Linked DNA regions of Homo sapiens: regions 1 and 3 are each linked to region 2. The links are chromatin contacts, found by Hi-C or POLR2A ChIA-PET in ENCODE. All regions are on one chromosome and are shown on one strand. Each heading gives the region's core, a stretch centred on a gene start or an enhancer-like site at or near the end of the contact. The rest is flanking DNA. Distances are from core to core; before and after follow the strand shown.

What was found. Hi-C counts contacts between places; a loop is a spot of excess contacts on that map. ChIA-PET counts read pairs that join two places held with the same protein, here RNA polymerase II (POLR2A). Pooled maps may share reads with other maps.
Region 1: a pooled map shows a loop between it and region 2 (4-fold over the local background). The contact joins the promoter of LXN here to the promoter of LINC00886 in region 2. A Hi-C loop is called at or near these places in 3 of 50 pooled maps. POLR2A ChIA-PET finds 5 or more read pairs at or near these places in 2 of 52 experiments (GM10248 and activated T-cell).
Region 3: a pooled map shows a loop between it and region 2 (6-fold over the local background). The contact joins the enhancer-like site here to the promoter of LINC00886 in region 2. A Hi-C loop is called at or near these places in 1 of 168 maps with a recorded cell type or tissue (CD4-positive, alpha-beta T cell), 1 of 37 single-sample maps with no recorded cell type and 2 of 50 pooled maps.

Annotation. Positions count from the first base shown.
Region 1 is chr3:158,671,342-158,674,147 of GRCh38, reverse strand. LXN (latexin) reads left to right here and starts at 1,500. Exons shown (of 6, transcript NM_020169.4): 1 at 1,500-1,798. The coding sequence starts at 1,670. All of the region lies in intron 13 of GFM1 (G elongation factor mitochondrial 1), which reads right to left. RefSeq lists enhancers at 1,127-1,316, 1,627-1,676, 1,098-1,690, 2,117-2,176, 1,691-2,283.
Region 2 is chr3:156,815,535-156,818,429 of GRCh38, reverse strand. LINC00886 (long intergenic non-protein coding RNA 886) reads left to right here and starts at 1,368. Exons shown (of 3, transcript NR_038387.1): 1 at 1,368-1,543. RefSeq lists an enhancer at 271-1,470 and silencers at 1,355-1,564, 1,585-1,914.
Region 3 is chr3:158,096,604-158,099,660 of GRCh38, reverse strand. It overlaps SHOX2 (SHOX homeobox 2), which reads left to right. Exons shown (of 5, transcript NM_001163678.2): 5 at 1,377-3,057. The coding sequence ends at 1,634. Among named protein-coding and RNA genes, the nearest start is that of SHOX2, 8.3 kb to the left of the region's middle. RefSeq lists an enhancer at 1,494-1,663. Within about 2 kb of position 1,665, at least 3 of the 41 ENCODE cell types and tissues checked have a DNase peak (open chromatin) inside an H3K27ac peak, as active enhancers do.

The DNA of each region.
Region 1 (2,806 bases), core at 251-2,750, 1.9 Mb before region 2:
GATCACGCCACTGCACTGCAGCCTAGGCAACAGAGCGAAACTCTGTCTCCAAAAAAAAAAAAAAAAAGGTCATGTGTGAAAGACAGTGTCTCGCAAAGCAAATTTCTCATACACGGACAAGACTGAGAAAAGTTTCATTGACATTTGATACAAGATGATGGGCAAGCAGACAGATGGTATTTAAAGGCAAAGTCAATCAGAACCCCCAAATCCCAGGAGACAATAATAAGCATGAAACTGAGGCCAAAGTCCAGAATCCAGATTTACTGCAGAATCTACATAATCAGAAAGAGATACACCTCAAGAGTCTTGGGTGTGTGCATTACTACCAAGTTAAAGGTCCTGGCCAGGCATGGTGGCTTATGCCTGTAATCCCAGCACTTTGGGAGGCTAAGGTGGGTGGATCACCTGAGGTCAGGAGTTTGAGACCAGCCTAGCCTAAACCCGTCTCTACTAAAAATACAAAAAACTAGCCGGGCATTGTGGTGGGCACCTGTAATCCCAGCTACTCTGGAGGCTGAGGCAGGAGAACTGCTTGAACCCAGGAGGCGGACGTTGCAGTGAGCCGAGATAGCACCATTGCACTCCAGCCTAGGCAACAAGAGTGAAATTCCATCTCAAAAAAAAAAAAAAAAAAAAGAAAAGAAAAGAAAAAAAGGTCTCAATCCAGGCAGCGAAGACCTTGGCCAAACTTTGGTAGAATCTCCAAGTTATCCTAGCCCAATTAACCTAAGACCACCAAGGATAAACCTGTACTTCTACAAAGTCAGGTTTATAGGCCCATTGCAATGAGGTAGACCACATACCAGAGAGAGTGCTTTGTATAAGTTCAGTTTTTAAGTTTATTTTAATCCTTGAAGTAAAATATTCAAAATGACTCAAGTTGGAAGCATGGCGTTACATCAAAACTTATCATTTTAAGATTAGTAAAGGAGAGGGGTACAGGTGCATTTTTTTATTTCTCCTGATCCAAATTACATAATCTCCCAATTTAATACTATAGTTTGCAGATTCTCATACTTTGATTTGGGCAGAACTGGTCCAAACCCACAAAAAGCTGAGGATGAGCAAGCCTCTTCCTGGACTCTCATAAGGGGAAGGGAAATGAAGGAATCGAATCACTACCTGGAGTACTGTGTACCTTGCCCTGCCAGGGACGCTGCATGCGGTGTATAAGGAAGTTGTGCTCCAGTATGCAAGCGAAGCAACCAGACTTTTTTCCCATGGACAGGAAACTAGAGTCTTCAGAGATGTCCTATATCAGCGAAAGCCCCACCCTGCACTTCTATAAAGGTTAATGAAACGAAAGATGCAATCCCAGCGAACCTAGCCCACTGACTCCCTCCCCACACCTCCACCTGCTGGTGCCTGACAAGCATGCTGGCCTCTCCTCCAGTAGGAACCAGCAGGCGGAGTAAGGAAGCCCGCTGCAGGCAGTAGTGGGGCGGGGCCTCAGAAGCAGTCAGCCCAGGGCTCTCGGATGCAGGGAGCCTGGGCCCAAACAGCAGCTTCCGGAGTCGGAAGGAGCTGAGGAAGAAGACTGACTGAAGGAGCTTGCGACTTTTCCGCCTCGGCAACCGGACCCAGCAGCAAGCAGGACGGGCGGCGCTCTGCTACTGGTCCCGTTAAGCCAGAGTAGCCCAAGCCCTGAAGTCACTGCTCATCCGGAATGGAAATCCCGCCGACCAACTACCCAGCCTCCAGGGCGGCCTTGGTGGCACAGAACTACATCAACTACCAGCAGGGGACCCCGCACAGGGTGTTTGAGGTGCAGAAGGTCAAACAAGCCAGCATGGAGGTGAGTTTAGCAGGGGGTGGTGGACAGCAGAGGCTTCAGGATTGCGCTCCCTCCACTCACCCGCGGTCTCAGCCTTTGGGTGCAGACACTCCGTGCCACCCCCTACCCACCTTCTGTTTTAGGACACACTGCTGGTATCTGGTCTTGAGATATTAAGGTTTCTGGGGGAATGTCTATACTCCAGTCTCTGGAGACAGCCCGGGACTGTTTTCACCTTAAGGCAGAGACAAAGTTTTTACGCACACAGTTACAAGAAAACGGGAACACGCTCTAGGTAAGGGGCAGCACTTTCCTTAAGTGTAAACTGTAGAAACCATTCAAAAGACTACTAAGGCTGCCACGTTTCTCATCTGCTACTCTGATCTGGACCAACAAAAGCTCCCATCTTCCAAGACTCTATTGCCTACATTTTAAGACAAATCCTTATCAGACCCTTTGACCAAAATGAAGGGGGAAACAAACAGCAAGAGAAACTGACAATCAAAGTCAAAGAATAAAAGCACTGTGGGCTGACGCTGGCCTTTAGCCACCCAAACACCGCTACCACATGACTGCCTTAAATGATGTGCACCCTCTGCTAAAGGCTTGAATTAAATGTTTAAGGCCTCAGCAATCACTAACGAGGTTTGTTTTCATTTTACGAAAATCTACTGGATTTGAGATTATCCCTTATTTATCTGACAGAATTTTAACTGCTAACAGTCTTTTAGAGGTGACACAGTAGATCTTATTTTGAAACTGTACCAGATAACAGAATTAGGTATAAATTTTCAATCTGTATCTTGATTTAAAAGTGAAATACCATTTCTTAGTCTTATATAATTTGTTAATCATTTTGCAGTTTCACTAATGTATAAGTAAAAACAATACTTAATTGTATTAAGTCTCCAATTGCTTTGCAGTAATCTGCCTCAAAATGAAATTCACATTCATTGAACATTATTTGGAGGGTACACTGAGCTTTATGAAAAAATCTTTTCAAAGGTGATATTGTCATCTTTAGAATTA
Region 2 (2,895 bases), core at 119-2,618:
GATGATATGCAATCTCTTTAACCAAATTACTAAGGCCAGGAGGAGTCAAGTGCTGTTTGTCATTGGCTTACCTTGAGTCAGGTATATGCCTCTCGACCAAGTGTGGGGACCAAGTAGGCAAGGCCACACACAATGACACCTCCCTTTCTAACTACATTCTAGAAGAGTAAAGGCAGAAGCACAATCCAGGCAGGAAGGGTAGGCAGTTCTGTCCCAGAAGAAATTAAGCGTGCTGGGCAGACCAGGAAAAAAAAAAAAAATCCCACGTGAGAATCAGTCAGCTGGTAGAACATTTTAAAATTAAACAGTGAATCTTGCTGCCTTTTCCCACATATGGTAAGCTGAGATGAGAATATGTATTTTTGAGAAAGCTTCCTAGGAGTTTATTGTGTCTATTCTAACCCTAGAGAATCCCCCCTTTCCTATAATGTTACATGTATCACAAAAACAAATGTGTGTGTAACTAGGCACTATAGGCCTAAGAGTCATAATAGGGAAATAAGAGAGCATAGATTCACCAAATCAAAGTTTAAGTACATAGAAAATAAACTAATGTGGAATTTCCCAAGCTTTCAGTTGACTGGGGTGCTCTTGTGTTAAAAACTATCGTGGTAACATTTTTTGTTTTGTCCTCTAAACTTGATTTATCTGCAAATCTACAAACATTTTAATTATGTAAATAGATATCTGTGCGGGCAAAACACTTTTTGCTCACATGATCTTGAGAAGGAACTTAGATTCTGGTGTCTTAAAACGTGGCACCTTTTTTATGTCCTTGGGGCTTTTGAGTCACCATATAAATGAGGTCTCTCATGTTCGTATGCCAGGGAGATCAACCACCTCTGATTTTAAAATAAAACACTGCAAAGAAAGCTTCCGGGAGGAATGAGAGCATGCCCCAAATCACGACTCTGTAATTAGTCTTTGTGCAGAGCGGACAGAAATTTCGTCCCAAAGCCACCGTCCTTGCTCTGGTTCCTTTCTCTGTAAGCATGTCACACGAACCACACTCCTGCGCCATGCATCGCAATTTAAAGCTTTCCTTGTAAAGTTTCCCCAGCTTGATTGCTTATGGAAAGAGCAGCTCCGGTTCCCAATTCGTTTAATACATCCTGTCCGAGCGCGTTTTATTACCGAATGTTACCCACGTTGTGATAACAAGGGGACGCTGTGTCCTCCCCCGGTGAACTCACTCCCTGTCCCAGAAATATAGCGTGACTGCCCTCCCCGGCGGTGTTTTGAAAGTAGAAGCCGGGCGCCGCCCTCCAGCACCTGCACCTCCCGCCCGGCGACGGCCGCCTGAAGCACGAAGTGCGTGCGACCGCAGCCCGGCAGGTCACGCAACCCCAGGCCGCCGCGCCGCCTGCGTGCCTGCAGCCCGCCGGCCCCGCCCCCGCTGCCTGCTTCCGCCGCTTTAGTGCACGCTCGGGCTTCCTGGTGCGCCCGGAGCCTGCCTCGCGTGCCGACCCCGCCGCGTAATCCGGCGAGGCATCCCAGATTCCGCCCGGCTCCAGACGCCCTCCACCGACTTTAGTTCGAGCAGGTGACGCCCTCATTTTAACGCCGAAAAGTGTCAGTTCCCGATATACAACAAACACCTCAGGCTGCGAAACGTGGGATAAGGGGACAGCGGGCTGAGAGTCGACCTCGCCCCTGGGCCCCTCTCGGCCTCCTTGGCGCCTGCTCCCTGCCCGCTCCGTCGGGCGGCCCTGTGCGGGCGGAGAGAGCAGCAAGGCGGCCTCCCGCACTGCCTGGATTTCGAGGGCGGGGGCGGGCGCGGGGGCAGCCCGGCCAGGGCTAGGAGACCCGGGAAGGGGTCGCCAGCGAGTGGCCTTCGCGGAGCTGCCTCACCCCGCCTGCCTGGAGCCGGGAGCCCGGCGTGCACTGACGCCTGGGGCACGCTGGGGGCGACTTTCGTGGCCGGGCGGCTGACCCCGGCGACCCGGCGCAGTGTCCAGAAGTGCGCTGGGGGGTAATGAAGGGCAGCGCTCGCTGAGGCTGAAAGGAGCGAGGGCCGGCGCTGTGTAGGTTAGATTCTTTGTTGACGTCTGGGAGCCGTCTTTTGAAGAATGAGAACGGGGCCGTTATTGCAAGTAGGATGGGCTTCATCGTGGGCCTCGAAGGATCAGGGGTGGGCGCGCCGGCTGCCAGGGCCCCTCTCACGCCACGCCGCGTGCAGGCGAGGGGAAGCGCGTGTCGTGACGACCTGCGATGAGATCAGTTTGAGTAACCACAGCCGTCGGGGCTGAGAAATGCAGCCAGTCACGCAGCGCAGCGCAGCTCAGCGCTGGCTCTGGCCGGGTGGCCGCAGCCGCTCCGCGCTTCGCAGAGGGAGGTGGGGGTGGATCAGCCCCTTCCAGGTGGTCGCCGGTGGGGGCGTCAGAACTATTCTAAGAGGGTGGGGAGCCAGAGAAGAAAACCATACAAAATGCAACTTGCATGATTAGGAGGCTGAATTCTATGAGCAAATGGGTTTTCAAGAAGCACACTGAAAATAACCTCTGTAAATGGTTGTCTCTTACACTTTGCCCAGTAGATAACTGTTTAAAAACTACTCTAACACGGAATTCAAAGGTCATTCAAATGTGCCTTCAATTTGTTTATATTACTTAGTTTAACAGGCAGTACACACGGCTCACATATGCGTGCATGAAATTTAATTTATACAGTCAAGTCTGGAAGCATGGTTTGGCAAGAGGAATAATTGTGAATTCAGTTAAAGTCAGGGTACAAACAGCCAGATTACTTAAAAGGACAGATGAACTGAAAAAAAAATCAGTCCATGAGGAAGCTGTTACATTCATCTTTTCATGGTCTTGAACATCTTATACCAACTCAACAATAATACCCAGCGGAAACTTCTAATTAGACACAGAAAACGCAAGTATTAGCTGT
Region 3 (3,057 bases), core at 416-2,915, 1.3 Mb before region 2:
CCTCATGGGAATCCCTGAAGGGGCCTGGGGGCAGTAACTGGTCCTTTAAAAATACACTAAAGATTGCCCTTAGAGAGAGAGGAAGGAAAAGCCTTTTGATTAAGATTTTGTCAAATCCAATACAGAGGTTAGTCCTAAGGTATTTCTAAGGCAACCCTCTAGATACTTTTCTAGGTATTTTCTACCTCTTAGTCACATTAAATAACTCTGACAGAAGAAAAATAAACACAAGTACTCCCAGCTCATACTTTTGTTTTTTCGTTCTTTTGTTTTTAAATCTGTTTCTGCAAACAAAGCTTCATCTCTGGTAAAGAGAGAAGTCTTGGTCTTCCCAGGGCTGCCCTGCCTTTGCAATCCCTTAGCCATAAAGAAACCTTTAAGAGTACATTTTAAAAGGACAGCCTGCAGCAATGATTTAATCCTGGGAAATCCCAGTGCTCTGAACTCCCCACTTTCCAAGCCTGAGGGCGAAATCCTTTCCCAACCAGTGTCTGACCTTCCCTATCCTCAGCCAGGACCCCTGCTTGGCATGCCTGTGATGTCATGAATTAGCTCTCAGTCTCCAGTGACTTGGACCGGGGAGACAGATAGGTGTGACCATGAATTGAGAGTCGGTGTTAGGGAGATCTTAGCTCTCTTGGTGCCACAGGACTCTGGCATCCTGATGCTTGGCTTTGGAAACAAGAGAGAATGACTGAAGAAAGAGGGAGGGGTGACTTTAAAAGGAGACCTTTACTACTCAAAAGGTAATCTTTGGGCCAGCAGCAACAACACCGTCTGGGAGATTGTTAGAAATTCAGAATCTCAGGCCCCAACCTAGACCTTGCGAATCAGAATCTGAATTTTAACGAGATCCCTGGGTAATTGTTATGGCAATAAAGGTTAGAAGTACCGACTCACAATTGTGCCTATTGTGGTGAAGATGGAGTAACTTCCCTGAATGACATTAAAAAGTTGCGTAGTTTGCTTGTTGATACTCCGTTGTTTTGGTAGTGGGGTAAGAGATGCATGGCAGCATCAAGAGAAGAGGGTAAGGGTCCTCACCCGCAGTCTTTCCAATATACCATTTCAGCCCAGTTCCCAGGGGAGACGGCCACATTCCTGCAGAAGGGGGTTCCCGGGGTCCGGGGAAATAAGCCTACCCTAAGCGAGTTTCGGAGACCCAGGGGACACTGGAGTATCCATGTGGAACCCCAGATTCAGCAACAGGCTGAGAAGGTCACTGTCGGAACAAGATGCACAGCCAAATGCCCTCTCCCCGTGCCCAAACACAACCCAACTCTCTCTCTGGCCAAGCTGGACGCCGTTAATGCTCTGTTTCTATTCTGTTGTCACCCTAGGATAGTCATTGCAACGTGACGCCCTTGTCCTTTCAGGTTCAGGCGCAGCTGCAGCTGGACAGCGCTGTGGCGCACGCGCACCACCACCTGCATCCGCACCTGGCCGCGCACGCGCCCTACATGATGTTCCCAGCACCGCCCTTCGGACTGCCGCTCGCCACGCTGGCCGCGGATTCGGCTTCCGCCGCCTCGGTAGTGGCGGCCGCAGCAGCCGCCAAGACCACCAGCAAGAACTCCAGCATCGCCGATCTCAGACTGAAAGCCAAAAAGCACGCCGCAGCCCTGGGTCTGTGACGCCAACGCCAGCACCAATGTCGCGCCTGTCCCGCGGCACTCAGCCTGCACGCCCTCCGCGCCCCGCTGCTTCTCCGTTACCCCTTTGAGACCTCGGGAGCCGGCCCTCTTCCCGCCTCACTGACCATCCCTCGTCCCCTATCGCATCTTGGACTCGGAAAGCCAGACTCCACGCAGGACCAGGGATCTCACGAGGCACGCAGGCTCCGTGGCTCCTGCCCGTTTTCCTACTCGAGGGCCTAGAATTGGGTTTTGTAGGAGCGGGTTTGGGGGAGTCTGGAGAGAGACTGGACAGGGGAGTGCTGGAACCGCGGAGTTTGGCTCACCGCAAAGCTGCAACGATGGACTCTTGCATAGAAAAAAAAATCTTGTTAACAATGAAAAAATGAGCAAACAAAAAAATCGAAAGACAAACGGGAGAGAAAAAGAGGAAGGGAACTTATTTCTTAACTGCTATTTGGCAGAAGCTGAAATTGGAGAACCAAGGAGCAAAAACAAATTTTAAAATTAAAGTATTTTATACATTTAAAAATATGGAAAAACAACCCAGACGATTCTCGAGAGACTGGGGGGAGTTACCAACTTAAATGTGTGTTTTTAAAAATGCGCTAAGAAGGCAAAGCAGAAAGAAGAGGTATACTTATTTAAAAAACTAAGATGAAAAAAGTGCGCAGCTGGGAAGTTCACAGGTTTTGAAACTGACCTTTTTCTGCGAAGTTCACGTTAACACGAGAAATTTGATGAGAGAGGCGGGCCTCCTTTTACGTTGAATCAGATGCTTTGAGTTTAAACCCACCATGTATGGAAGAGCAAGAAAAGAGAAAATATTAAAACGAGGAGAGAGAAAAATAATATTAACACAAAAAAATGCCACAGACAATGATTTCTCTGAGAAATTATTATGGCAAAACTGTCTGGACTGCTGACAGTAAATTCCGGTTTGCATGTTACTTGTATTCCATTGATGGTGTGTCTCCTCCCACCCCCTTATCTCCCATGCACTCACTCCATTTTCATCTTCACTATGAAAAACAATACCAAAAGTATCTGGAAATTGATATATATATATCCATATATATATATCATATATTTGCCATATATATATATATATATATATATATATATATATATATATATTTGCCCTGTCTTTGATCCTGGGGAACAAAAGAAAAAAGTCAGAAAGGGAAAAAATTACACTCATTGTCCTAAGAAGACAGAGGTGGGCAGAATATGTGGGGAAAGGAAAAAGAAAACAAGACCACCAAATGAAATAATGAAGGTACAGCGCCTCGCTGTGCCAGACACAGTAGGCGCTCAATCAGTATTAGTTCCCACCATTCCCCTTTTCTTGTGTTCCTTCTTGTTGGTTTCCTGAAGTCCTATTTGAAGACAGTGGTTTATTTCCCCCTCTCTATCCCGTCAA